Linked DNA regions of Mus musculus: regions 1, 2, 3, 4, 6 and 7 are each linked to region 5. The links are chromatin loops, found by intact Hi-C in ENCODE. Cell type or tissue: heart. All regions are shown on one strand.

What was found. Hi-C counts contacts between places; a loop is a spot of excess contacts. Peaks named below come from ENCODE experiments on the same cell type or tissue, not always from the same donor. Only the 100,000 strongest peaks of a DNase experiment are listed, where the experiment ranks them.
Region 1: a loop joins it to region 5, with 2.5 times the contacts of the local background. A loop is called at or near these places in 5 of 42 quality-filtered maps.
Region 2: a loop joins it to region 5, with 6 times the contacts of the local background. A loop is called at or near these places in 4 of 42 quality-filtered maps.
Region 3: a loop joins it to region 5, with 11 times the contacts of the local background. A loop is called at or near these places in 5 of 42 quality-filtered maps.
Region 4: it touches region 5 in a loop (2.5-fold over the local background); 4 of 42 quality-filtered maps call a loop at or near these places.
Region 6: a loop joins it to region 5, with 2.5 times the contacts of the local background. A loop is called at or near these places in 3 of 42 quality-filtered maps.
Region 7: a loop joins it to region 5, with 2.5 times the contacts of the local background. A loop is called at or near these places in 15 of 42 quality-filtered maps.

The regions. Positions count from the first base shown.
Region 1 is chr5:130,860,242-130,864,241 of GRCm38, forward strand. No RefSeq gene overlaps it. Among named protein-coding and RNA genes, the nearest start is that of Gm40337, 7.0 kb to the left of the region's middle. In heart, a CTCF peak has its summit at 2,226 (motif pointing right); no DNase peak of the experiment used is centred here.
Region 2 is chr5:131,248,877-131,252,876 of GRCm38, forward strand. All of the region lies in intron 1 of Galnt17 (polypeptide N-acetylgalactosaminyltransferase 17), which reads right to left. Among named protein-coding and RNA genes, the nearest start is that of Galnt17, 57 kb to the right of the region's middle. In heart, no CTCF peak of the experiment used is centred here; a DNase peak (open chromatin) is centred at 2,035; H3K27ac peaks cover 918 bases.
Region 3 is chr5:131,152,598-131,156,597 of GRCm38, forward strand. All of the region lies in intron 1 of Galnt17 (polypeptide N-acetylgalactosaminyltransferase 17), which reads right to left. Among named protein-coding and RNA genes, the nearest start is that of Gm40338, 70 kb to the left of the region's middle. In heart, a CTCF peak has its summit at 3,918 (motif pointing right); no DNase peak of the experiment used is centred here.
Region 4 is chr5:131,229,032-131,233,031 of GRCm38, forward strand. All of the region lies in intron 1 of Galnt17 (polypeptide N-acetylgalactosaminyltransferase 17), which reads right to left. Among named protein-coding and RNA genes, the nearest start is that of Galnt17, 76 kb to the right of the region's middle. In heart, no CTCF peak of the experiment used is centred here; a DNase peak (open chromatin) is centred at 2,220; H3K27ac peaks cover 2,119 bases.
Region 5 is chr5:131,305,750-131,309,749 of GRCm38, forward strand. It overlaps Galnt17 (polypeptide N-acetylgalactosaminyltransferase 17), which reads right to left and starts at 1,773. Exons shown (of 11, transcript NM_145218.3): 1 at 614-1,773. The coding sequence starts at 851. In heart, a CTCF peak has its summit at 2,120 (motif pointing left); a DNase peak (open chromatin) is centred at 2,172; H3K4me3 peaks cover 2,259 bases; H3K27ac peaks cover 1,358 bases; H3K27me3 peaks cover 1,954 bases.
Region 6 is chr5:131,180,386-131,184,385 of GRCm38, forward strand. All of the region lies in intron 1 of Galnt17 (polypeptide N-acetylgalactosaminyltransferase 17), which reads right to left. Among named protein-coding and RNA genes, the nearest start is that of Gm40338, 98 kb to the left of the region's middle. In heart, no CTCF peak of the experiment used is centred here; no DNase peak of the experiment used is centred here; H3K27ac peaks cover 617 bases.
Region 7 is chr5:131,426,110-131,430,109 of GRCm38, forward strand. No RefSeq gene overlaps it. Among named protein-coding and RNA genes, the nearest start is that of Gm29681, 13 kb to the left of the region's middle. In heart, a CTCF peak has its summit at 2,122 (motif pointing left); no DNase peak of the experiment used is centred here; H3K27me3 peaks cover 376 bases.

The DNA.
Region 1 (4,000 bases), 450 kb before region 5:
TGTTTGTTTCATATGATGCAGGTACCCATGGACACCAGGAGAGTGCTGGAGTTACAGGTAATTGTGAGCTGCTAGATGTAGGTGCTGGACTTGGGTCCTCTGGAAGGGTAGCAAGTATTCTTAGTCGTGGAACCAGCCCCCTGTGTGAGTTCATATGACTTCCTTTATATGATAAAAGATGTTCCAAGTATATTGTATGGGTTTTTTAGATTTATTTTATCATCATCGTCATCATCATCATTTTGAGACAAGTCTTTCTATGTAGTCCTGGCTGCCCTGGAACTCACAGTGTAGACCAGGTTGGCCTCAAACTCACAGACATCCACCTGTCTCTGATGCGGAATGCACCACTACGGTTGGCTAGATTTATTTTTATTTTTAATTGTGTTTCTGTCTGTCTGTGGGGTATGAGTTTGGGTGGTCATGGAGGCCAGAGGCACAGGGTCCCTCTGGAGCTGGAGATTCGGGACATTGTGAACAGCCAGATGTGGGGTGGGGAATGGAACTTGGGTTTTCTGCAAGAGTAGGGTACCTGCTCCTAACCACTGAACCATCTCTCCAGGCCTTAGGTGTTTACACATAAACTTATGCATATTTAAAATGTCTTTTTTTTTCCTGAGAAAGTGTCTATAGACTTTTAAAAATGAAACATGTATTTTGTGTACTTATATTATACATGTCTGGGATGCTTTTCTAAGGAGATGCTTTATAGACTTCAACAGACTACCATAGGGTCTAGGTATGGAGGAGGTTAAAAGTGTTTGACAATACCTGGAGAGATGGTTGGGTTGCTAAAGTGTCTACTGTGCAAACATGAGGACCGGAGTTGTCCCCAGCACCCACATACAGTAGCCTGAATTTGGAACTTCATCCCTGGAAGACCAAGGTACAGTGGACAGAGGATCCCTGGGGCACACTGGCCGGTCAGCTTAGCCTAGTCAGTTAGCTCCAGATTCAATAAGAGACACTAACTCAAATAAGTTGGAGGTGCTGCAGATATGGCTCATTGGGTTAGAAATCTTGCTGTACAAGCATGAGGCCCCGGGTTCAGATCCCAGCACCTACAGAGAAAGCCTGATGTGGCCACTCATAGCCCCAGTGCTGTGGGGGCAGAGACAAGGAGATCATTGGGGCTTGCTGACTGCTGGCTTCACTCTAGTGAGAGTCAAGATCACACACAGTGAGAGATCCTGTCTTAAGAACAAAAGAAGTCAGAGTGTGACAGAGAAGGACAGCCAACATCTCCTACTGGATCTTTATGCATGCACCTGCACACATGCATGCACATGCAACACATGCATGCACATACAACACATGCATACACATGCACATATACACATATATAGCATAAACAACACGTGCATATATAACACACATGCACGTTGAAACCATAAGATAGACAGCAATAGAGGGAGACACGATATCAACCTCTCGCCTCCACACATAGGCACACACACACTTATGCTTGGAAGGTTCCCATAAACGCTCAGAAGTCCAACATCAGCCCAGCCAGAGTCCAAGACCAAGGTACCACATGGTTCTGTTCTCCACAGATCATCCCCTCCCCAAACTCATTCCATCCAGGAGGACGCCCTCCAGCAAACATCACAACCATCAGGCTTTCTTTGACAACAACTCAAGACAGTTTTCATTCTTAACTTGCAATGTTTCAAATCTCCACAGTCACAAAGTTCTCATGAGTCAGTCGGCCTGCAGGATCTTCAACACAGAGGCAGCTTCCTCAGTGAACTTCAGTTTACAAAGACTAAAAAAATGAATGAATAAATGTGGTTTGAATATGCGTGGCCTACGGGAAGGGGCACTATTAGGAGGTGTGGTCTTGTTGGAGGAAGTGCGTCACTGTGTAGGCGGATGTTGAGGCCTCCTAGGCTCAAACTCCTCCCGATGTGGAAGAGAGTCTTCTGGCTTCCTTCGATCAAGATGTAGAACTTTCTGCTCCTCCAGCACAGTTTCTGCCTGCATGCTGCCATACTTGTGCCATGATGATAATGGACTGAACTTGTGAAACTGTAAGTCAGCCCCATCTAAATGTCCCTTTTAAGAGTTGCTTTGGTCATGGCGTCTCTTCACAGCAATAAAACCCCAACTAAGATAATAAGTAAATTGAAAAGAGCTGTGTCTAGTCCAGTTTGAAGCCAGGGACTGGAGGGATGGCTCAGCAGTTAAAAAAAGGAAAGGAAGCCACGGAAATCAAATTCAGGAGCCAGCAGGGGGCTCCAGAGACCCACTCTTACAGCCTCATGCCCAGCTTTCAGCAAACATTTCTCCTGGACCATGGTTCTCTGGCCTCCTTCCTCTTCCTCTCCTCCCTTGCCCTTTCTCCTTCCGTCTGTCCCTCCCCTCCTTCCCTCCCTTCAGGGTTAGGCATGGACTTGAAAACCTCCCACAACCAAGCACTCTACCATCGAGTTCCATCTCGTACCCTGTTCTTTCTTTTTCTTTTGAAATAGAGTCTCACGGAGTTGCCCAGGCTGGTCTTGAACTCACTCTGCAGCCAAGGCTTTCTTGTCTTGTCTGTCTGTCTGTCTGTCTGTCTGTCTTTACATTTTCCCCCTTAAAATTAGTTATATCTGCCTGCCTGTGAATATTTTAGTATTCATTCTCTCTCTTTCTCTCTGTCTCTTTCTTCCCCCTTCCCTACCCCTCTCCTCTTCCCTCACTGTCTCTCTCTTACACACACACACAATCTTGAGCCCCTACCTATGTATCTTTAACAGACTTCCTTATAAGGTCACAGCTCACCCTCCATGGATCATCAATTTCATGCTTTAGATTTGTGAGACGAGAACCTGGAAGCCATTGGCTAAGGGTGGCTTTGGTGGCCATTGAGATTTTGGGGACCCTAACTCTCAAAGCCAATCTCACCTGGCTCTGTCATTCTCAAAGACCCCCCAGTATTCCAGTCTAATCTCTGGTAATTGAATGAAAGCTCTGGAATGCATCCCTTTAACAGACCCTCAGCTCCCACTGTCCTCAAAGCTAAAGATGTCATCAGATAACAGCTCAGACCTATGGCTCTGCTCTTGTCCACCTCACCCCTGTCCTCACCAACATATTCAGCAACTGCACTGATTTATGGCTGTCTTTTGTCTGATAACTATAAAAGTCCACTCTACGACTTCACATGGTGGCAGTGTCATGAACATGTCATTCAGTCAACTTGGAACTCGTGGCAGTGTGGCTGGGCTGCCTGGCTGGTGATCTCTAAGGACCCTCCTGTCCTCCCTCCCCAGCTCTGGGGTCACAAACTCACACACCACCATGCCCTGCTTCTTCTTATCTGTTTTAGGGATTGAATTCAGGCCCTCGAGAACCTTACAACTGTCCTAGCTTGCCTCTCTATTGCTGTGATAAAACACTGACCAAAAGCAACTTGGCAAGAAGTTGGGAAGAAGGTTTAATTGACTTAGAGCTCACAGTACGTAATCTGGGGAAACTGAGGCAGGAATTCACGGCAGGATCAGACACAGAGCATGCTTACCAGCTTGCTCCCCATGGCTTGCTCAACCTGCTTGCCTTTCTTTCTTTAAGCATTTCTTTTAAAGTTTTGAGCTTTTACTTACTTTATGTGTGTGAATGTTATACTACATGTTTGCCTGTGCACTTTAGTGTCTGGTGCCTACAGAGGCCAGAGGAGAGCACGAGTTCCCTTGAACTAGAGTTACAGGTGGTTGTGGGTTATCATGTGGACGACGGGGATTGAACCCGAGTCCTTGGCAGAGCATCCAGAGCTCCAGCCCAGTCAGCCTGCTTTCTTGTACAACACAAGACTATTTGCCCAGGGCTGGCAAGCCCAAAGTGTGCTAGGACCTCCCACAAGAAAGTTCCCACTCTGGACTTGCCCACCAGATAACACAATGGAGGTATTCTCTTTATTGAGGCTCTCTCTTACCACAAGAGTCTAGCCTGTGTCCAGTCGACAAAAGACAAGTATGCTCACCGAGCCATCCCTCCAGCCTGAGAGTGGAGGCTGCACTGT
Region 2 (4,000 bases), 57 kb before region 5:
TACTATGAGTTCAACACTGTCACAGATTACCCCACTCTTCCTTCCAATGATGCTTATTCATACATCTCAACCATGGACTGTATACCTTACTGACACTCCATCATGGGATCCCTAATAAGGATTTTTCAAGTATTTTTCACAGATGAGAAAACTGAGTGAACGAAAGGGCTTCATTTGAAGGTCATTGAACTTTGGAAGGGTGGAGTCAGATTCAAGCCCCAAAACAATCTTTTCATCCTGTCATAGTATGGTGAAGAACAAAGCCAGCTGTGGTGGTGCACATCTGTATTTGCAGAACTCAGGAATCTGAAACAAAATGAAAGAGAGCAACATGGGCCACATGGTGTTCCAGGCTAACTTAGAGCTATGAAGTGAGACACTGTTGAGAGAGAGACAGACAGACAGACAGACAGACAGAGAGAGAAACAGACAGAACCAAAGTAAGAAAGAGAGAGGGGGAGAAAGAGAAGAAGAAAAAGAAAGAGGGGAAAGGAAATAAAGAAAGGAAAGAAACAGGAACAAAGGGGAAAGAAAAGAAAAAGAAGGAAAGATAAAGAAGAAGGAATGGAGGGGAGAAGGAAGGAAGGAAGGAAGGAAGGAAGGAAGGAAGGAAGGAAGGAAAGAAGGGGAAGGGGGAGGGGAAGGGGAAGGGGAAGGGGAAGGGAAGGGAAGGGAAGGGAAGGGAAGGGAAGGGAAGGGAAGGGAAGGGAAGGGAAGGAGGGAGGGAGGACGGGAATGTAAAGATAAAATAGGAGGGAAAAATAATGACAAGCAAGACTTTCTGAATATCTAGGGAACTCAGCTACTAGCTGAATATGAATACCTTTCTACAACTGCACACTTTACCCACTGCCTTCCACACTGATCCCACAAATTCAAGAATGAGGGCTTTATAGTTAAAAGTAAACTCGGGCACACAGACCTCAGTTCCAGTTGCTTCCTGTTATTATGCAAGCCATAAGTGACCTCAAGGCGGTCTCATCCTAGCCACGGTTTTCCCATACAAATAGATGATTCAGAGCTTTCGTGAAAATTATGCAAGTCAACACCAGACAAGTACACATAGTACTAAAAATTTGCTAAGTAAACCTTAGCTATGCAGACAGCCCTAGATTGTGTCTGTAAAGGTTAATCTGTCCATTTCAATGGATTTAGAATCACTTAAGAATATGTCCTCCGAGAGTGTTTTCAGGGAGGATTAACTGAGGAAGAAAGTCTCACGCAGTCATCTCTCAATGCTTTCCAACTGCGGATACAGTAAGACTGGCTGCTTCACATTTTTGCTGCCGCCATCGCCGTGCAGCCCCGCCATGATGGACTCTGCCCTCAAACTGTGATCCACCATAAACCCTTTCTTCAGTTACTTTTGTCAGGGGTTTGGTCACAGCAGTGAGAAGAGTGAATTCATTGGGTAGATAAGCCAGAAGATGCTAAACTGCAGCTCAAACTCAGACTAATTCCTATTTATGCAAGGTCCACAGGCTGAAAAGGGTATTGCTTGCTAACTTTGACATCTAAGGAAGAATAATACAATCCTTTCTTGGTCTGGGGAGGGACGTCTGCTCCAGACCCCGCCCCTATCTACACCCTAAGATACCAAGAAGTCGCTCAAGCCCCTTATGTAAAAGGGTGTCATATTTATATGTAATTTGCATAGAGTAGACAATATATTTGCATATAATCTATCTCCCGTGTACTTTGAGTTAGCGCCAGATTATTTAGCATACCTAATACAATGTAAATGTATGTAAACAGTTGTGATATTGTATTATTTAGGGAACAATGATAAGAAATATCCAGGGGTGTTTTTGATTTTGCTTTGTTTTTTTCTTCTCCTCAGTATGCCTCATCTGAGGTTGAGTTTAGAGTTTTCAGCAACAGAGAGCTGAGCTGATGGATATATAGTGACATATGGAAATCATAGGAGATTCAAATTTTGCTGTCTAAAAATAAAGTTTTATTGGAATGGGGCCACACTCCTTTGTTTACATAGCCTACAGAGGTTTTCCACGTGACATGGCAGAACTGTGTCATTGTGACAGAGACCAGATGGCCCTCAGAGCTAAAAATATTCCCTCCCTGGCCTTCTTCAGAAGAAGCCAGACAACCTCTGACCTGCCAATTATTAAACAAAAGCAGCAAGTTAAGGACTCATAAATCAGTTATTTGTTTTATATGAATATAATGTCATAAATCAAAATCCCATTCCTGAAAGGCCACATCATGTTGTACAAATAATGCGCTGAATCATATCAGAAAGAAAGATACAAAGGAATGATTTTAAATGCAGTGCATACATGCACCCAGACATGATACAAAGGCTGTACTATAAGCGTGTGTTGGAGAAAAGCCTTACTGTGTAGGCCCATAATCTCAGAACTCAGGGTCTGAGGCAGGATGACAAGTGAATTCAAGATCTGCCTATTAAAGGTGCCTCGGCAGCTTTAAACGGACCTTGTCTTAAATTTTTTAACAAAAGTAAAGAGTTCAGGCCCAGAAGCTGAGCTCCTACCCAGAATCCCCTAGGAAGGGGCTGGGGGTGTGGCTCAGTAGTAGTAGAGCTCCTACCTAGACTCCTCCAGGGAGGGCTGAGGGCGTGACTCAGTAGAATAACACTGTTTGGCATACATCAGGCAGTGGGTTTGATCCTCAGTAGTTTCTTTGGGGATTTATTGGCGTGGTTGAGGTTTTTCAGTTACAGGAATCTATGGATAGAACCCTCCCTCATTCTTCATCATTCCCCTGGGGCCATAGATGCCGGCCGTATCTTTAATATTTCACACACACACACACACACACACACACACACACACACACACACACACACACGTTCCCCTCAGCCCCTGCACACACCAATGGCTCCATCCAAACATTTGCGTTTGACAAGAGATAAAAAGAGGGATGCCCAGCAATCCTCCTTCAAAGTCTCTATCATCATCACCATCATTGTTGTCATAATGCTTGCCATTAACATCAAGGTTTAGTTGATATAGGGTCTCATAATGTAGCCCAGGCTAGTCTCGAACTCATGGCAATGCTGCAAGTACTGGGATGTTAGGCATGCACCATCATAGCGAAGGCCAGCCAGTCGATTTCAAACAAATGCTGGCTCCGTTTCAGAGGCTCAATGTGTCTTCACGTTTAAGTTCATACTCATGAATAGGCAAATGAGGTCCTCCAGGGCTGCACTCTATCTAGAACTCCTTCTTCATCTGAACTCTAGGCACTAGTAACTCTCTAGGTGGCGCTGTCTTTTCCCTCCTGAAGCTTTTGCTCAGGCGGTCCAGGTGACAGGGGCATGAAATCCAGTCACCCATCCCTGACCCCGTTCCCACCGCAGCCACCTCATTCTTACCACTCACTTTTCCAGGTGAATACCTTTTCTATCACACTACCTACAACAAAACAAAACAGGGCCGCTGTCTTCCACATCACAGTAGACCATGGAAGAATTCTTTGTCTTCATTCTCAGTTATTCAACACCGTAGGAAGGAGTGAAAAGAGTGGGACGTGGTACCCTACACTGAGTGTCAAAGATAGAGCGGTGAGGCAGGAGTGGGTGAGTGGGTGGAGAAGCACCCTCATAGAGGCAAACGGGAGAGGGGATGGGGTGGGTGATTTGCGGAAGGGAAACTTGAAAGGGGGGCAACATTTAAAATGTAAGTAAATAAAATAACCAATAAAACAAAATATAAAATGATAAATAATGAGGAGTTTGGGGGGAGGAAGATCACGGATTATTAAAATCCAAATGCATATTGCTTGCTGAAATTACAGTTTGAATGTGGAATGCCCCCAGCAGGCTCAGGGTTTAGAACAGTTGGTTCCAGGCTGGTGGGGCTGTTATGGTTGTATGTATGAAGGTTATATAAACTTCAAGAGGTGGGGCCACAGCTGGAGGAAGTGGATCACAAGGAATGGCCTATTCCTATCTTATCTCTGCTTCCTGATCCTCCCAGATATGATCAATCACAGTCGCCAGCCAACCACCAAATATTTT
Region 3 (4,000 bases), 150 kb before region 5:
CAACCTGCAAGTTGTTCTCGTTTAGTGTGTTAATCACATGGACTCTCTGCTGGTAGTTCCCATCTAGCAGAGAGACCTATCAACAAAGATGTTCACTTCTTGCCCACATCTTTTTCTCCAGTCTCACAGTCCTCTTCAATGTGGAAAGAAAAATACCACAATAACATCAGTGTTGCCAAATGCAAACGGCCTCTCAAGTCAAATACAAGCTTTTCAAAACATCTGGTGCCAAGGCAAGGCTGTGTGCATGTAATACCATCACTGAGGAAGCTGAGGCAGGAGAGTGTGACTTCAAAGCAGGTTCAGAAAAATTAATTAATTAAATTAATTAAAATTGCTAGTGATAGAGCATTGCTAGAGGAATGAAAAATGGAGAAAGAATTTAGCAGTTCTTCAACATGCCAAACACAGTGACAATAAGACCAAGGAGCTCAACTCCTGGCAATGCATCGAAGCACAATAGAAATGTATATTCACGCAAAACTCAAGCCAAGTGCTTGCAGCTGGTTCATGCGTATCACCCAAATGTAACCAAAATGTAATGTTGGCAAACAGTGATGTACTTGGCAATAAAAAGAATAAGGTGGCCATGAGTGGTGGTACAGATTCCACACAGAATAGATAGATAGATAGATAGATAGATAGAAAGAAAGAAAGATAGATGATATCTGTTTAGGTGATAGACACATATACACACATACACACACACACACATACACACACACAATAGATACATGATAGATGGGAGATGGATAGATGATAATTAAATAGGTATGTTTAAGATAGATAATAGATGACATACAATAGATAATAGGTTGATAGGTAGGTAGAAGATAGATAGATAATAGCTATCTAGATGCTGGACACATAGATATATGGTGGATAGATAGATAGATAGATAGATAGTCAGGTGATAGATGATATATGATATACATGTATATCATATATATGTATACACACACACACACACATGAAGTAAGACTCTATGGGTACATCAGGGCCACGTGGTCTCCTGAGAGCTGGGATCACAGGATGCTTTAAGTAGGTGAATACTGTGGGATCTATAAAATACCCTCACTAAACCATAAACACATAACCTCTCGTCATGAGCCATTCTGTTTCTAAAGAGACAAACAAGAGGGTACACATAAAAACGTTGCCGTGAGACAATGGCAGAAACACTCCATAAACTTAAGTTGCATAAAAGGCAAGCCAAGCTTGTAAGAAAGGCAAACACCTGAGATGAGTCAAAGGGAGAATATGAAGACAGTCTGCTGAGACAGGGTAGATGGGTTCATCATTAACTTAATGTAACATTTAAGGCCAACATACAGAACAGGAGATGCCAGGCTCCCCAGAGAAATAAAATGGAAACAGATATCTCTGTAAAAATTAGGATTCCCTTAGGAAGTGTTCCTAGAAAGGATGTATTTATTACTATCATTATTATTATTATTATTATTATTATTATTATTATTATTACTTTAGTAAAAGGGATGGGCTGGATAATATCTGGCTCATTTGTAGGAAATTTGTCTTTCAATGAGGGATTGTGTGGCATGGCTCAGTGGTAGAGCCCCTGCCTAGAATCCCCCAGGGAGGGGCTGGAGGTGGGGCTTAGTGGTAGAGCTCCTGCCTAGAATCCCCCAGTGTAGGGTTGGGGGCGGGACTCACTGACTAACAGTGTAGTAAAATTGATGCACTTCAGGCCCCAGTAAGAGACCCTGTCTCAAAAATCAAAGTAGATAGTACTTGAGGAATGATGGTCAGTGTTAACCTCTGGTCTTCACATGCAAATACACATACATGTACATGAACACACACACATGCGAAATAACAAAGACTAAGAATGTATGTGCACTCTATCAAGGACATACTGGGAATTTGGTTCCTAATGCAATGTTGTTGTTTTGTTTTGCTTTTTCTCCTTGGTTTGTTTTTTTTTTTTTTTTCCTGTTCATGTGGTATGATTTCTTCCCAGTACGAAAGACTCCCACTTAGCAGCCTCACAAAAATGCCACCCCTCCCAGTACAATGTGACAACTATGAATTATATATTTCGTGGTCCATGTGTTTCCATTTTTCCCCCAATTTCATCTGCCAGAGAGGCGCAACAAGGCAGCACAAATTTCCTCTGGATTTTAATGTGCTTGCTTAGCAGGCTCCTCAAAATGCTGGCAAAGACAAATAAGAGTTCAAGTCCATGGACGAAGACCAAGTTAGTCTCTACCACAGAACAGCGCCACTGGAAACTTTGGAGATGACCCCAGGGAATTATGTATTTTTCTCACGGCTGTGACAAAATACCTGATTCAAGAGACTCAAGGAAGGAAAGGTTTATTCTGATTTATACGCATGCCCTGACACGCGGTGAAGGTATGGTGGCTGGACTGTGAGCGAGCTCGTTACACAGCATCCACAGGGTGATGTATGCTGATACTCAGCTTGCTCTCCCCATGTTATTCTGTCTGGACTCCAGCCAGTAGGATGGCTCTGCTCACATTTAGGGTGGGTCCTCAATTAACCCACTCTATAAACTCACCACAGACATGCCCAGAGATTTGTCACATAAGTTGACCATCAGGATTAACCAACATGCATATGCACACGCACAGACATGCATGCACACACACACACACACACACACACACACACACACACACACACAGAGAGAGAGAGAGAGAGAGAGAGAGAGAGAGAGAGATCTTTTCCAAAAGAGCCCCTTGATCTTTGGAAAAAAAAACATTAATAATACAAGGACCCGAGTTTGCTCCCTAGAACCCTTATTTAAAAGGCCAGACATGATGGAGCACACTTATAACCCCAGCACTGAGGAGATACATTCCTGGGGCTTACTAGCCAGTCAGTCAGCCTGGCCTTTTTTGCCAGTTCCAAGTTAATGAGTCCTTGTTTCCATAAAAATATCTGATGTTGACATGTACATGTTTGCACACATGTATACACAGTAGCAAGCATACACAAGCATGCGTGCATATATGCATGTGTATGCACATGCACATATATGCACATGCACACCCACACTAGCCCTGGAAAAGTCACATAAAAGAAGAGTGAATATAATAGTGAATCTGTATCCATAAAGAAGAGAATGGACACTAATGAATGTCACATAGAAATCAAGCTTGAAAAAGGCCAGCTGAGTGTGAGAGAAAGGGCATCAGAGGCTGGAAAGATGGCCCTGTGGGGGAAGGAAGCATCCCCGGGGTGATAAAGAGTAGAGGTGGGAATCAAGGCTGCCTCTCAGGGAGAAAGCAACAATCTTGTATTAACAAGAGCTTTTTATTCCCACAATAACCAGCCAGAATATATAATACTGAAGGGAATTTATTTATAACAGCAACAATATTGCATCAGCTCCAGCGATAACCAATAAGACTAATAAGAGATTCTACTAAAAAGAATAAAATACAACCTACATAAACTGGCAATGAAGGTGCGTTTTCTAATTGGAAGATGGAACAGCAGGAAACTAAAATACTATACTAGACAATTGAGTCGCTGTGGGATGGGTGACAGGATTTGAACATAGAGCTCTGCACATGTCATCTGGACAATCACACTTGCACTGGGCTAAACTCCAACCTCGATTTCTTGTGTGTGTGTGTGTGTGTGTGTGTGTGTGTGTGTGTGTGTGTGTGAGAGAGAGAGAGAGAGAGAGAGAGAGAGAGAGAGAGAGAGAGAATTGTTTGTGTGTATAGGTGTAGAGATCATAAAGACAACTTGTGACAATGTTTCTGTCATTCCACCATATGGATCCTGGGGATTAACGCACTTATTCAGGTTGGTGGCAAGTGTCTTTACTACTGGAGCTCTCTCTCCAGCATCCCTTTAAGTTTTAAGTACCGGTACCTGTGTGGGTATGTACATAAAAGTTCAGGTGCCTCTAAAGACCAGTAGAGGGCATCAGATACTTGGAACTGGAGTTACAGATGGTTGTGAGCCACCCAACTTGAGTACTGGAACCCAAAGTCAGGACCTA
Region 4 (4,000 bases), 77 kb before region 5:
GAAGCAATAGTGTTCCATCTCCAGAACAATAAACTGAAAACCAAGGCTGGGGAAAATCAGAAGGAAAAACAAAAGATGCATTTGGTATTAAGCATACACCTGATTTAACTATAATTGACACTTCTGGAATGTGGCTTAGTGGGGAGAGTGCTTGCCTGGCATACACAAAACTGTCCACTCCCTAGCCTCCCATAAACCAGGCATGTGGTGTACTCCTGCAATCCCAGCACCTAGGGAGGTGAAGACAGGAGGATCAGAAATTCAAAGGCCATCCTTGGCTACCTAGAAACCTCAAGGTTGGTACAGGTTACATGATACCCTACCTCAACAAAACCAAGCACAAGAAATACAGTTGATAATAATGCCCGGCTCTGCCAAGGTGGTAGGGGCAGTGTGCAGATGTCTGTTGACCTCATGAGCATCCCCTGAAAGTGTAGGGATGGCTTGAGAAGGACCTAGAAGACTTAGGCGAGCTTTACAGACTGCGGATTCAAAGGGGAAACATTGAAAATGTCACGTTTTCATGACTGGATGGCATCTTTTCATTTCCGTATATTTGGGGTCTCTTTAAAGCGCTCCAGCATAAGAGAAGTCAGTCTCAACTCCCAGGGCTTCAGATGTAATCTAGGACAAAGATGACAACTTATTTTTATTAATAAACTCTACAAACAACCACTTCCTCCTATTTCTCTATCGCTTACCACTTTGTTCTTGACGAATAATAACGTTTGGGATTTTTTTTTAAGTCCATTTTTGAACTACACTCAGCATTTCCTGAGTGGATGGCTTAAATTTCAAAGTGTGAGCCGGTAAAGTTATTTTTAAACTTGTTTCCACAGCCTCTTCATGCGTCCCAGCTTGTCTGAGTCCCTAGTCTAAGGCAAAGGGTGAAACCATGTCTGAGCGCTGTTTGGCTAAGCTAATGTTCCTGAGGGGCAGGCTCCCCTGCTCCTGGGTATGAGAGGTCAAAGTATCACCGGGATTTCACGCACAAAGAGGAGCTTCTACATTTGTTTTCGCTTGATGCGTATGAAGTTGCTCCAACCTCACAGTTAGAACAGTATTTGGGGGCTGGGAGGATGACTTTGTGGACGAGGGGCTTGCTGCACAAGCACAAGGACCCAAGTTCAGATCTCCACCATCCACATAAAAGCAGGACTTGGAGGTACCTGTCGGTAACTCCAGCATTGATTACAGTAGAGACACTGCTAGGTAGGGATAGCCATGATGTTCTCTGTTTCAGGGATGGATACCCATGATGCTTTCTGTCTCAGGGAGGGATGGATACCCATGATGCTCTCTGTCTCAGGGATAGATACCCATGATGCTCTCTGTCTCAGGGATGGATACCCATGGTGTTTTGTGTCTCAGGGAGGGATGGATACCCACAATGCTTTCTGTCTCAGGGAGGGATGAATACCCATGGTGCTCTCTGTCTCGGGGACCGGTTCTTTAAATTTATTGGCCGGCTGGCCTAGCTGAAATGAGCTCAAGGTTCAGGGTCAGAGCTGGTTTCAAAAATCAGGTAAACTGCTGCAATTGAGGAAAACAACTAATATCCACCCCAGATCTCCACAAATATGCATATGCATGTATGCACACAAACTAACATGCACAGGCCACACCATACCAAAGGAAGAATAAGCAAAATAAAAGGAACCGAGCATGGTGGGGCATACCTGTAATCCTAGCACCCTGTAAAGTGAGGCAGGAGCACTTGACGCCTCAGGCCAGCCTGGACTACATACTGGTCTTTTGTTTCAAAATGAGCAGAGTGTGGGGAGGAGGACTAAGTAAATGGATATGCTTAAGTTAGGGTATACAGTAGGCAATCCATAAATGCCTGTTATTCCCTTTCCAGGCAGCCTAAAAAGTTATGTGGGTCACAAGCAGAATCAAAGAGGTTATTTCTAAATAGCAGTTATAAGAAGGTCACAATCTGCTCGCAATTTGATATTCCTCTTGTGACTGACAACATTACCTTCTGGCCTCTGCACCTAATCCCTAAAAGAATCTAGGAGTGTATCCCTACACTGTCACAGAGGCGAGGGAGCCTCTATGAGCCTGGCAAGCACCTGGAGAGGTTCTGCCTGGGCAGTGGTGATCGGAGATGGTGAACTCAGGCAACGCTCTCAAGGACACTCTGAGAGCATGTAACCGAGACAAAAATAGTACCTCACAGGGATCATTCTCTTCCATGGTCTGGCTTTCTCTCTTCCTAAGGCTTCAGCTGACCATTTTCTCCCACGTGAACCGTCAGCTACCGCGGCTGAAGCAGGGTTTTGTAAATACCTCTCAGAAGCATAGCCAAACAGGTCAAGGGCAGGGGGCTCCCGCTGAGGGCTGGCCTGGATTTGTTGCTGAACATCGGAGGCACAGTCCATGACGTTCCAAGACAGATCTTCAGCAGGTTCCTGCCCTGTTTGAGAACCTGTTCTGACTTCCTTTGGCAATAAGCAGCTCGATATGGAAGTGTAAGCCGAATAAACCCTTTCCTCCGCAACTTGCATTTTGGTCGTGGTGTTTTTGGTTGCAGCACTAACAATGATAGTGACTAGCTTGGATGTGTGGTTTAGGGTCCTGATAAAGAGCCTGGGCCCATACAGCAGGGAGACTGCAGGAAATCATCCACATGCCACCCACGGCTAGCAGCGCTCAGGAAGCCCAGCTCCCACTTTGGGTTTTTCTTCCTATTGTTGTCATGATGCAACTGGAACCCAGGGCCTTGACAGGCCAAGCAAGTGTTCTATCACTGTGCCAAGCCCCCAGATCAGCCTTCTCTCTTGTACACAAAGCTCTTTGCTTTGGTCTGACTTGGTCCTCTGAAATCAATTTCATACCATCCAACAATAATCCCTTTGTCTACAAATTTTCATTCCATTCCATTTGGGATGGAATTTGTGGCGTTGTACACACTAAAGAAGTGCTCTTTCAGTGAGCTGTATTGCTACTCTTAAAATGACTACCCTGTCGTGTGTGTGTGTGTGTGTGTGTGTGTGTGTGTGTGTGTACAAGCATACACATATGTGCAGAGGACAAGGAAACTTGAGAGAATGACTGCCTTCTTCCACTGTATGTGCCCCGGGGTTCAAAATCAGCTCTTCAGGCTTGTCAGCAAGCCCTCTGCTGAACCATCTTGCTGCCATTATCCTTATTTTGTTTCTTGGATTTGTGTTGCTTTTATTTCTCAATGCAGGGCATGGAACCCAGGGCACTGTGCTTGCTAGCTGAGTGTGGTGCTGCTGAGGCACTTCCCCAGAGAGCAGATATTTTTCTTTGTTTGGTTTTGAATTTTGCAGCAGGGTTTACATAGCCCAGGTTGGCCTCAATGAGGCAGAGTATGCCCTTGAAGTTCTGGTTCTCTTGCCTCCACATCCTACATGCTGGGATTACAGGTATGCACCACCGTGCCTACTTTATGTGGTGCTGTGATGGACCTCGGGGCTTTCGGGATGCTAGGCAAGCAAGCACTCCTACCAAAAGACCGATAGCACCAGTTCCCTGATAGCAATTTTTTAAGTAATACAGAAGGTCAGAGAATGAGGCTACTCAGAAGCAAGTAAAAGAAAGGGTCACCCTGAAAGGGTGGGAGGGGTCAAGTGTTGGAAAACATCTCTTGCTGATGTTTTCCCGGTCTTCACCCCTGAGCACATAAAGTCATGGGCTGGACTGGACCCAAGTTGGCTTTCAATTGGTGCAAGATCCATTTCCCATCACTGGGAGCCTAGGAAATCGACAAAAGCCTGACTTTTCAGTAAATGTAGAAGCAAGCAAACAAACAAACAAACAAATCTGATGACTCTGTCTTTTTTTTTTTTTCCTGCAGTTTCTGACTGTAGAGAAACTAATTCCAAACAATTGCTTCTGTGAGAGGCTGCTTTTTTTTTCCCCCTTCCTCTCTCTCCCCCTTCCGGCCCTGGACAAAGATTTCTCATTTCATACATCATTTATTCCAGCTATAATTCTACCCAAGTCACTCCAGGTCCTTAGCAAATGAAAC
Region 5 (4,000 bases):
ACTCATTTAGAATAGTTTAGGTGAGACAAGTTCTGGAAAAAGCTACAAACCTGAATGCCAAGCCTCCTTGTTTGGCTTAACTTTGTGAACAAACCCCTGCTTCCCAGACCCACTAAGAACTTGACCCTCGATTGCCACGAGGTTCGGGAGTAGACTGGTTGTTAATAGACCACCTTGCACCCAGGCAGTGGGGAGGAAAGAGTCTGCATTCTTAGTGATGCAATCAACCTAAAGGAATAATGTATTTACTCGAGCCCTCACTTTGCAAGCCATGACACCCACTTCCCTACCAGCTCCTCCATCAAACACCATGAACTGACAGCTATTTCCTTTCTAGAGGTTCCCAGTCTGCAGTATGTTCTAAGCTGGAGTCACGAGCAGAGACCAAGAGTCGACTGTAGTGGCAGGTTTCTAGAGGAAGACCAAACTTCCAGCTGCAGTATATCATGAAAAAGAATCCGGTGGTGGTTTCTACAATAGTCCCAGGCACAGGGCAGGGATGGAAGAGAGAGATCGGGCTGGTTCAGATGTCAGCTTAGGATACAGAGAGCCAGGGAGATCACCCTGTGCCCTGCTTGCACCACGACCCACAGGCGGCAGGGCACGTCCTTACCATTAAGCTGCCTGTAGACGATGTCCTCCAGCAGCGACAAGCGCTTCAGGACCGCATCCTGGATGGGGCTGGCGCTGTGCGCGCTGAGGTTGGCCACCTCTGCGCGAGGCCGGATCTCGTGGAAGGCGTCTCCGCTGCGCACCGCGATAGGCCGACACTTAGCCAAAAAGATCACGAAGCCGGCCACCGCGATCAAGTTCAACACCAACAACACTTTGACTCTCCTCAGTGAAGCCATCAAACAACACGGCCGGTCCTTTCCCTGGACCCACGCCTCTACCAGCCTCACCTGCGAGGCGCAGGGCAGCCTGAGACGGAGTAGACCCCACACACCGAACAATGGCCGAGGGAGGGGGCAAAGGGCTGGGGGTCCCAGCTGCTGTTGACCACAAAACGCCGATTCTCTGGCGCCAGTAACCACTGGAAGGACGCGGCTGATCTCTCACATGGAAGCCCCTGGCTTGCAAAAGTGTCTCTGAAATGCCTGCTCCGTCCACAGCACGCAGTCCCTTCTACAAGACAGCAAAAGATAAAGGTCCCAGGGTCTCTCCCTGTAGAACAGCAAACAGGTTGCCTTTAGACTTTGGACCTCCTCCGCAGACGTAGACCTTCAGGAACAATCCTTTGGTAGTCGGAATGCTCTGGGGATGTGGCGGGAGTGGCGCGCAGGTGCCGGGCTCCAGCTCTGCGCCCGCCGGCGGAAGAGCGCGCCACTCCTGGAGTTGCGCGGCCGACACTCTCGCCCGCAGGCGGCCGTCGCAGGGCGAAAATAGAGTTCTTCAGCAAAGGACCCGCTCCTCAGGGCGGGTGTCTTTGTTCAGCTCACCGGCTCTCTCCATCACTCTGAGAAGAGGAAAACCCCGCGCCCCGTGCCTGCATCCTCCAGGCTCCGCAGTCACGCTCAAATCTCAATGACTCTCTCAAAGTGGAGGGGGGGACAGCAGGAAAGGGGCGGGAGCAGGGACCCAGCGCGACGTCCTCTCCGCCCCCACCCCGCCCGCAAAACTCACCAGTGCGCACAGCGCCACGGGTTCCCGGACACGTTCCAAGTCCCTACACGAGCCTCCGGGGCCTGCCGGACACACTGGCTTGTCTCGGGAGGTGGCGCGTTGCGAGGCTGGCCGGAAGGAGGAGTCGGACCTCCAAAGTCACACCAGTTGTCTACACGCCTTTCTAAATGTCGCGGGGGAGGGATGCGCGCTGGCGCCCCCGCAGCCTGTCACCACGGCCCGTGCAGCTCGTCCCAAGCCCCCAAGGGAACCAAGATCCGAGTGTCCCGATCACCGGATGCAATGACACCGCGGCTGCGGCACTAAGAGTACACACGGTCCCCTAGAGGGAATGGTGGGATAGATTGGAGCAGCTGGGAGCCAAGAGGGGATGCTCAGGTGGCGACGGAAGGCGGGGCGCGGTCCCGAGGGGAGCGGCTGCGGCGCCGACTCCTCCTTCGCGGTCCCTTGGTCACCCTCTTCCCTGAGAGCCAGTCGCCAACGCCGCTGCCACCCGCAGGCTGCGGAGCGCACAGCTAGGGGAAGCTGGCCCACTCTTGCGCGCGCACCCGGAAAGGGTGGGGGTGTCTGGAGAGAGCGGGGAGCGCGCCGGACCAAGAGCAGTCATGTCCTGTTGGCTGCTAAGGGCTGTGAGGGACCCTTGGGGTTCTCAGCGCTCTCTAAGCAGCCGGGTTTGTTCCATCCCGGCAGACGAGGAAGACATCCCTTTCTCTTGGCTTAGCTGCTCTGCTTAGCTTGGCCCGGAATGGCTAGAGGGAAAATCTGGCCTGGAGACTCGGATTCCGCTACTTTCAGAGCAAGGCCCTGTGTCCTTCTTGCTTGAGCCCTGGGAGAGTTCTGACCATCTTAGTTGGTGCTTCTGTGCTTGCCCCTACTCTGTAAACTCTTATTTTGGTGCCATGCACTTGGATTTATGGCCCTGATGGGTCTCCACAACCTACTTCTTTTCCTGAGACCCAGGAGTTCCAAAGACTGGAATCCAAACCTGCCCTCTAATTTTTTTTTTTTTTTAATTGCTTAGGCCAGAGAAAGAAACCAGACTGCCAGCAGATAAGAATCAGCTGAGTGAATTCAGGGACTCCCACTTCATTCTTCCCATCCGATTAAAGTTTGTTGCTGTTGTTCATTGGTTAGTTTTGTTTGGTTGACTTAGATTTAAGCTTTTGGTTGGAGCATGGAAGGGGGGCGGTTCAGGGGGCATGTTCGGGTTTGGGGGTTTGGAGATGGGATGTAGTTAAGCTGTTGAGCTGAAGTTGAGTGCTTGCCTAGACCTCAACTGGATATTCCCACCCCACCCCCCACCTCCAGCTCTTCACAGCCAGGCTTGCTGGTGGCAAGCCTATAATCCCAGCACTTGGAAGGTAGAGGCAGGAAGATCAGAGACTCACAAGCATCCTTGTCTATAAAGTAAGTTCCAGGTTAGATTGGTTGGGTTTCTTTTAAAAGGGAACGAAGTGTTTTCTTGTTTGCTTTTGTTTGTTTGGACCTTGATGGAGATTTTAGTGTTCCTTTGTTTATGCCATCTCAGTTAGCCTAGGCTAGTTAGCCCCTAACTGATGATTCCTGATCTCTTAACTTCACCTCCCAAATACTAGGATTGCAGTCCTAGCCACCAAGCCTGGCCCTCATTTCAATAAAGGTATTGTTGTTTGGGGGCTTGGGGGGGGGGGAGGGAGTTCGTTTTCCTTTGTTGTCCTTGGTGTTTTACACAATTAACAGCAAGCACCTTTACAGTTTTTCACTAAAAAAAAAAAAAAAAAAAAAGGACATGGAGAGCCAGGCTTGGTGGTGTGGGTGTCAAGTCTGCTACTCAGAGGTCTGAGTGACACAGGAAAAGTCCCCAGAATTCCAAACATCATACAGTCACAAAAACTACCTGCAGCTGTCAAAACCACGCCCCTGCTAGAACACGAGACAAATCACAGTCAACTGCTATGGACAATCTGAGGCAGCCTCATATCCCACACCTGGGATTAAAATGAAAACATTCTTATGTTTCTGTGTTTTTAAAGAAACCAAAATTCCCACTACAACTTCTCATGATGGAACAGTAAGTAAGATGTTTCTCTAGTCCTACTTTCTTCCTTTAAAAACAAACACAAAACTTAGTTGTGTATGTGTAGAGACGTGTGTATTTGTGCCACAGCCCATGTGTAGAGGTCAGAAGACAATTTGCAGGAGTCAGTTCTCTCCAGCCACTATGTGAGTCTCAGGGATTGAACTCAAGAAGTCAGGCTTGGCAGCAAGCCCCTTTACTTCCTTGAGCCATCTCATTGGCCTGCTCTTTTATTTTTTTATTTCTTTGGAGCCTACTCAGGATCCTTAGGGATTGAATTTTTTATAATCTACAGCGAACTGAGTACAAAAATATGGCTTG
Region 6 (4,000 bases), 130 kb before region 5:
CTGGCCTCTTTCCTTTTTTCCTTCATCCTCTATCTCCTGCCTTTTACTCCCTGCCCGTTGTCCCTCTGGGACAAATAAATGTCCTCTGTGCTAAGAACTTGGTCTAGGAGAGTTTTGTGCCAACACAGGTCCTTTCTCCATTTCAAGAAGAAGAAGAAGAAGAAGAAGAAGAAGAAGAAGAAGAAGAAGAAGAAGAAGAAGAGGAGGAGGAGGAGGAGGAGGAGGAGGAGGAGGAGGAGGAGGAGGAGGAGGAGGAGGAGGAGGAGGAGGAGGAGGAGGGGGGGGGGAAGAGGAGGAGGAGGAGGAAGAGGAGGAAAGTCACAATTGTCTACATTTTTTTGGCAAGTGTACCAAACTTTACAGCACATACAATTTATATATAGTGACAAGAGCCCCAAGTTCATGCTCAGTCTCCTTTTGCCCTTTATCACAAGTTCCTTGATATAATTATTATCATTATAATATTCTATACTTAGAGATTGGATGAATATTTGAAATATCTACTTGGCTGGATTGAGAGATGCCTGAGGCACTGATGAGTCATAACTGCTGGATATGTCTATGAGGGAGCTCTCAGAGATGACAGAAGTGTGGGTCAGTGACCTGAGGTGGGAGGAACTTCACCGAATATATGTGGGTACCATATAGCTGGCAGGGGTCCCATATGGAAATCAAAAAATGAGTCTTCTCTTTCCCCCTTTCCTCCCTCCCTCTCCCTTCTCCTCTCCTGTCTCCTCTGTCTCCTCCTCTCCTTCTCTTTTTCCCCCTTCCTCCTCTTCTTTTCGCCTTTCCCCTCCTGTCTTCTGCCTTCCTTCTTCCCTCCTCTCCCTCTCCTCTTTCTTCCCTTCTCTCCTCATCTCTTCTCAGGCATGCCTTCTATAAAAGGCAACTCTGGGGAATACAAATGGAAGCAGCCAGCTGCTCTGGGTGTGGGGATGAGCCTCCGAAAACCAGGTGAGACCACAGACCCTGCAAGGCAGATGGCTCCCATATCCAAACTGCCATTCCTGGCTGCCTTCTTTCTTTGTAAATATCCTTGAAAGCTTGAGGACTGTGAGTCACCAGGACAAGAATAGATTCATTCCTGAAAGGCAGGTCTTGTGACTGACATTCTCTTTGCTGACTTGCCACCTGGTCACTGGGCCTTCCAGACACTTGTCCTCATGCACAAACTTCCCTCAGACCTGAAACATTCACTTTTTCTTGGATTGGATAGAATCCAACCCACATTATTCCTGGAGCAGGCTCATACAACACTTCCCACCTACTCACTGCTGGGCCTTTCCTTTTACTCCCCAAAGGAGAGTATATTGCTTGCCTACCTGCTTGCCTCCCTCCCTCTTCCTCTCCCCCTCTCCTTTCACCCTCCCTCCTTCCCCCTCTCTTTTCCCTTCTCCTTCCCCCTCCCTCCCCCTCTCCTTCCCCTTCTCCCTCCCCCTCCTTCTTTACCCTCCCTCTTTCCCCTTCCTGTTTGAACCCAGAGCTTTGCATATCCCAGGCAAACTTTCTACTTCAGAGTTGTGTTCCCAATTTTTATTTTAAGACTGTAACTAAGTTTCACAGGATGCCTTTGAAGTCAGGACCCTCCTGCTTCAGCCTCCTGAATGACTCACTATACCCTGTTTGGTGTGGACTCTTTCCAATAACTGGAAATAATAAACCAAGCCTCCCAATGAACAAACCTTTGTAAAGTCTCAGAAGTACACAAAAGAAGTCTAAGCATTGTTCTATTCTGAGCAACAGATTAAAGAAAAAAAATCTATTATTTAACTATGTGTTGTTTTTCTGAGTGAGGGTATGTGCATGTGAGTGCAGTACCCAAGGAGGGCAGGAAAGGGCAGCTGCAGTTATGGGCAGTTGTGTGCCACCTAATGTGGGTTCTGGGAACCATATTTGGATCTTTTGCAAGAGTGACAAGGGTTCTTAACTGCTAAGCCATATTTCTAGTCCCTGGACTTTGGATTTTACTGTTCATTTTCTGGTTCTATTTTTATTAAAGGTTTCTTTTACAAGACACTTTTAAAGTAGTTCCTATGGAGGATTTGGGGAATGACTTAGCGAGAAAAACCCTTGCCATCCCAGCACTAAGGACCAGATCTCAGTTCAGATACCCAGAACTCACATAAAGCTAGAGTTGGTGGTGAATAGATCTGTAATCCTAAAGTCCTGTAATCCCTGTGGTGAGATAGGAGGCAGAAACAGGAGAAATCTCTAGAAGCTTATGGGCCAGTTACTCTCTTGAGTGCACAGTGGGGAACAACAGGGGACCTTGCCTCAAACAAAGAGGAACACAAAACACAAACAAAAACCAGGGCTGAGGAGATGGCTCAATCAGGGTAACTTTGCTTTATATTCACAAAACCTGCCTTGAAAAGTCAAGAACCTTCCTGTAATCACAGGGCTGAGGAGGCTGAGACAGGTAGATCCCTGGGACTGTGCCCACCGTGTCTAGCCAGTTGGCAAGCTCTAGGATCAGTGTGAGAGCCTGTCTCAAAAATAAGGCAGAATAACACTCAAGGTTGTCCTCTGCCTTTCACACACCCACACACCCATATACCCAACACAAGAATAAATAACTGCAGTGTGAATGCACTGTACACTGATAAGGGGAATATAAAATAGTAGAGATGCTGAGAAAATTGAATTGTATTCCAAACAAAATTAAAAAAAAATACTCTATGACCCAGCAAGTACAACCTTGGTTTATGCCCAGTAGAATCTGCAGCACAGACTTGAACATGTATCTACATAGTCATGCTCACAGCAGAACTGTTTACAATAGCCCAGAAGTCAGGGTGATGGACTAAGGGATAAACAAGATGTGGCACATCCATACCATGCAATTTTATTCAGCCTGAACAAAGGAAGGGAATCTCAACGCATATTAAAACATGGATGGACCTCAAGGACATTATTCCAAGTGGGAGGAAGAAAGAAACCAGTCACATGAGAACAAATTCTGGATGTCATTTATTGGAAGTACTAAAAGGAGTCACATTTGCTGAGACAGAAAGAAGAGTGCTTGTTCTAGTCCAGTGGTTGTCCAAGGCAACTGAGAAGCCCTGAATTCTGTCCCCAGCACCTCATACACTAGCAAGATCAGGAGTTCAAGGTCATCCTTGTCTACCAAGTAAGTTTCAGGGCAGCCTGGGCTATGTGAGACTCCTTCTCAAAGCATAGAAACAAAAGACCCTAAAAGGAAGGGAAAGGATAGGGTGTTGTGACTTCGCAGAGCTTCATTTTATAAGACAGAAAATGTTCTGGGGATGTCTCCATGCTAGTAAACACTGTCAACCCTCACAACCTACACCCTCAGAAACAGTGAAGATGGTAAGGTCTTTTACCATAATTAATTTCTTAATGTAGATAAGTCTTGATATTCCCCTGCTTAGAGTTGTAGGTGGTTTTTGTTGTTGTTGTTGTTATTTTCTTTTGTTTTACAAATCCAGGGATTTTTTTTTAAGTGACAAAACAGCTGGGTCTGAAAGTGCAGATCTATGGTTGCAGCAACTCAGGAAGTTGGGGGGAGGGGTATCTTGAGTCATACAGTGAGTTTAAGGCCAGCCTGGGCAACTTAGTGAGATCCTTCGTCTCACTGGTTTACTTTACCACAAGGATACTAAGGATACAGCTTAATTATAAAATGTCTGTTTAGAATCCCCCAGGGAGGCACTGGGGTATAGCTTAGTCATAAAGTACCTGCCTAGAATCCCCCAGTGAGGGGCTGGGGGCGTGGCTCAGTGGTAGAGCACCTGCCTAGAATCCCCCAGGAATGGGGTGGGGTATGACTTAGTGGTAGAGGACATTTCTAGCATTCATAAGTTCCCAGAACTTCCCATTGAGAGAGAGAGAGAGAAGAGAGAGAGAGAGAGAGAGAGAGAGAGAGAGAGAGAGAGAGAGGGAGGAAAGACTTTCAGGCTATTGGTTGACTTAATAAGCTGTTGTGTCTCCTGAACATCCTACTTTAAGTATGGACACCTCTTCACTACTTGAGACACCA
Region 7 (4,000 bases), 120 kb after region 5:
GATGAACTCGCCAGCAAAAGTAAACACCAAGCAGGCAGAAACCAGAACCTTCCTTCTCCCACATACTTTTATCTAGTTGGCTACCAGAAAGTGCCAATCACGCTCAGGGCAGGTCTTCGCAAATCAATTAAGGTCATCAAGACCATCTCCTATATACGTGCCTACAGATATGCCCAGAGGCCAACTTGAGCTATGCAATTCCTCATTGCAAGTTTCTTTTTAGGCAACGCTGAGTTGGCATTTAACCAAATTATCCTAGAGCTTTTTTTCTTTTTCTTTTCTTTTCTTTTTTTTTTTTTTTTTTTTTTTTTTTTTTTTTTTTTTTTTTTTTTTTTGAGACATGGTCTCCATTAATGGAGACTCACTACATAGCTGAGGGTGACCTTGAGCTCTTGTCCTGGCCTCTTCCACCTTGAGTGCTGGGGTTACAGGGATGCTAAGCCAACCCTAGTTTATGCTGGGCTATGGATGGAACCCAGGGCTTTGTGCAAGTTCAGGAAACACTCCAGCAACCGAATCATTTCTACAGCCCAAATCTCCCTTTTAAGAGCTGGGAAAAGGTTCACCCCAGCATGTTAAAATGTCTTAGAATTGCACAGGAGCCACCACTGCCTCAAACGTTTCTGGCTCCGCTCAGAAGGATCCCCCCCCCCCCCCCCCATTTAGCTTGCATTCCTTCATTTCCTACCTGTGTTCTCACAAGCATTTCAAGGCTGTGTTCTGGGTTTTGAAAGGTTCAAAATATGGCTTGCTAAGAAGGAATGCAACAGCGACAGGATTCTGGAAGTGAGCGGCAGCTTCCAGAAACCTCAGACACCGCGGGTTTTCAAGGCACTTCGATGTGTAACAGCCCTGGGAGCCAGCAGCGGCTGCAATTAACACAGAAGAGATTCTGGAAGGCCTGCAGAGTTCTGGAGGGATTGTTGAAATGTCATTTAGATGGGGGGAGCGGGGGTCAAAACTGGTTTACCCTTATGTCTTATCCAATAGGTAATGGGGCTGGGGATTCCTCTCACAGGATGCCTAAGACTCTGGGCTCTATTCCCAGCATGGCACTGAATAAGTTCATGCAGTTACAATAAAAGGCAAGAAGCTGGGCATGGTGTCACTTGGAGAACTTGGGTGTAAGGATTGACGTGAGACCCTGTTGATACTGGCATTGTTAGGGACAGCGCCTGGGCCCTCGGCACCTCTAACAAGCCGGGCTTATTCACCAGTCCTCAGTAAGCCAATTAAACAGACAAGCAATGGTAAAAAGCAAAGAAAGGGGATTGATCCAGTGTGGCCAGGCTGGAAAAAAGAACAATGTAGTCCAGATCTCTCTCTCTCTCTCTCTCTCTCTCTCTCTCTCTCTCTCTCTCTCGTACTCTCACGCTTTCTCTCACTCTCTCAATGGATGGACATTTAATCCTCAATTTGATAGTATTGGGAGTTGGTATCTTCAGAGGTGACTGCGGCTATGAGGGTGGAGCCCTTAGGCAGGAAATTAGTGCCCTTTTAATGCAGACTCCGGACTTCTGCAGACTCTGTATTCTCTTCCACCAAGGGAGGACACAGTAAGGAGGTGACGTCTATCAAGCATAAAGCAAGTCTCATGCAAGGCTTTCTTCTTAGATTCACCTAGATTTTTGTTTTTTCTTTCCCAGATTAACAACGAACTCACAGTTACTAACCAACTCACACTAACTAAGACAGTGATATAGCACACTGTCTTAAAACATTAGCTTTCCTCTGTGTATGATGCAGCGGAGCCATCCCCGCAGCTGCGCTCAGTGTGCAGAAGCCTCTGTGAACACAGGAGATGTGCACAGGGCCAGGTGTGTAACACCCTGCCATGCCCACAGAGGTAAGAGAACGGGGAGTTTGAGGCCAGAGAGAGTTACATAGTGAGTACAGCCTGGGTACACAGGGGGATCTCATCTAAAAAAACAAACAAACAAACAAACAAAAACAAAAAAACAAAGCAGCCCCTAGCAAAAGAAAAAAGGAGGAGGAGGAAAGGAGGGGGGTGGGGGGAGGACAAAAACACCCAGGACTTAGAGCAACTAAGTAACACATTCTCCACGTATTTCCTGTGGAGATTTTTCAAATGGGCTGGTTTAGCGCGCCCCCTGGTGTCCAAAGACCTGCTTTGCTCCGCGCGCTCCTGAAACCTTATTGAAACTGAACAGCTTTTCAGCTTCATAGCTGAAAAGGACAGACTCCTTGCTCTATCACTAAATTTCTCTCCCTCCCCCTTTTCTTTCTTCTCTTCTTTCCCTCCATCTTGAACTGTCTCCTCCCTTGTCTTCCAGGACAGCCCTGCCCACACTGTGATAGCTATTCTTGGTTGTCAACCTGACTCCATCTGGAATTAACTACACCTGTGAGGGAGTTTTCTTAATTACATAATTTGATGTAGGAAGACCCACTTTTATCCTGGGAGTTTTGAGAGAGGAAGATCCACCTTTAGTTGGGGTCATACCTTCTGGTGGCAGCGTATGTAAAGGACATGGATGAAGAAGGCTCTCTGACCCTGCCTGCTTGCTCTCACTGGTAAGACCATTCCTTCACTGACATTAGAACCTACTTCTTCAGGATTCTGGCATATACTGAAGACGAGCTGAGACATCCAGCCATGTGCACTAAACAACTACTGGATTCTTGGACTTTCTGTTGGTAGACAGTTACACCACAACCTGTAAGCTATTCTAATAAATCCCCCGTGTATATATTTATTCTGTCAGTTCTGTGCTTGTAGAGAACCCTGGCTAATTATACCCATCTTTGTCTGCCTCCCTCCATGGCCTCTATATCTGGTCCTTCTGCTCTGGTTGCTTCTAAAAGCTTGTGTGTTTTATGTCCTGACCTGGCACTGTCTTTGTCTCAACTAAGTTATCTCACCCTGGGCAAGACTTTTGTGAGAATAGGAAGCAAGATATTGCTATAAAGCACATATTTAGAATTCCCCAATGAGGGGCTGCATGCGTGGCTCAGTGGTAGAGCCCCTGCCTAGAAATCCCCAGTGAAGGGCTAGGGACGTGGCTCAGTGGTAGAGCTCCTGCCTAGAATCCCCCAGGGAGGGGCTGGGGGCGTGGCTCAGTGGTAGAGCCCCTGCCTAGAATCCCCCAGGGGATTCAGCTCCTGCTTAGGGGGCTGTCCTTCAAATGATCAGTACTTCCTGAGCTTCTACAAGGCTCTGGGTTCCATCACCAGCACTGCACGGAAATAATAGCTAAATACTCTGACTCTTAACATTGTAGTTAACTTCCATTAGCTGTACAATTTAGTAAAACTCACTATAGTAGTTCCGCGCATACACAGACGTGTCATGATGCCTCTCTCAAATCCCTTGTGTATGCTTCTTAAAATTGATTAGACAGAATAACCCCTGCACCTCCCCCACTGTTCAGGGGAATGGAGAGGAGGCTGCGATCCTCTTCGTGACTGAGACAGTCTCTGGGAAGGGAAAAGCACAGAATTTGGAAACTGGAGGCTAAATGTTTCTGGGAGCAGAGGGGTAGAGGTGCTGTGTGGGGTGAAGGGTGGGGGTGAGAAGTGGGGGCAGGGGTGGAGAATGAGGGTGGGGGTGTTAAATAGAATGTAACCAGGCAGTTTAGCCACGGCTCTCAGCGCCCTCTAGGGACCACACAAGGTTTTTCTTGGCCCAGTCCTGGAGGGTACGGAAGATTCTCAGTGATCTACAGGGATACTACGATGAGCAGTTGTCTGCAAGGTTGCAAGTGAGCCCTCTGAGCTCCAGATATTTCAGTGAGATCCATGTATGGCTCCCTGGTTGATGCTAGCTGTATCCCACCCTAGCTAGCAGCTGCGGCCTCACTCCCTGCCTCTCAGTGCAAACGGTGAAGCACTTTGACCTTTCCGTGGATGACAGAGGAGATAGCCTGGCAGTACGTGAAGGCATACTTCCTTCCGGGCCTTTTAAGGGGTCCTTTAAGGAAACTATTATGTCAACCCCTCCAGTTTAGAGAAAGCAAACAACCTAGAGTCTTCAAAATAA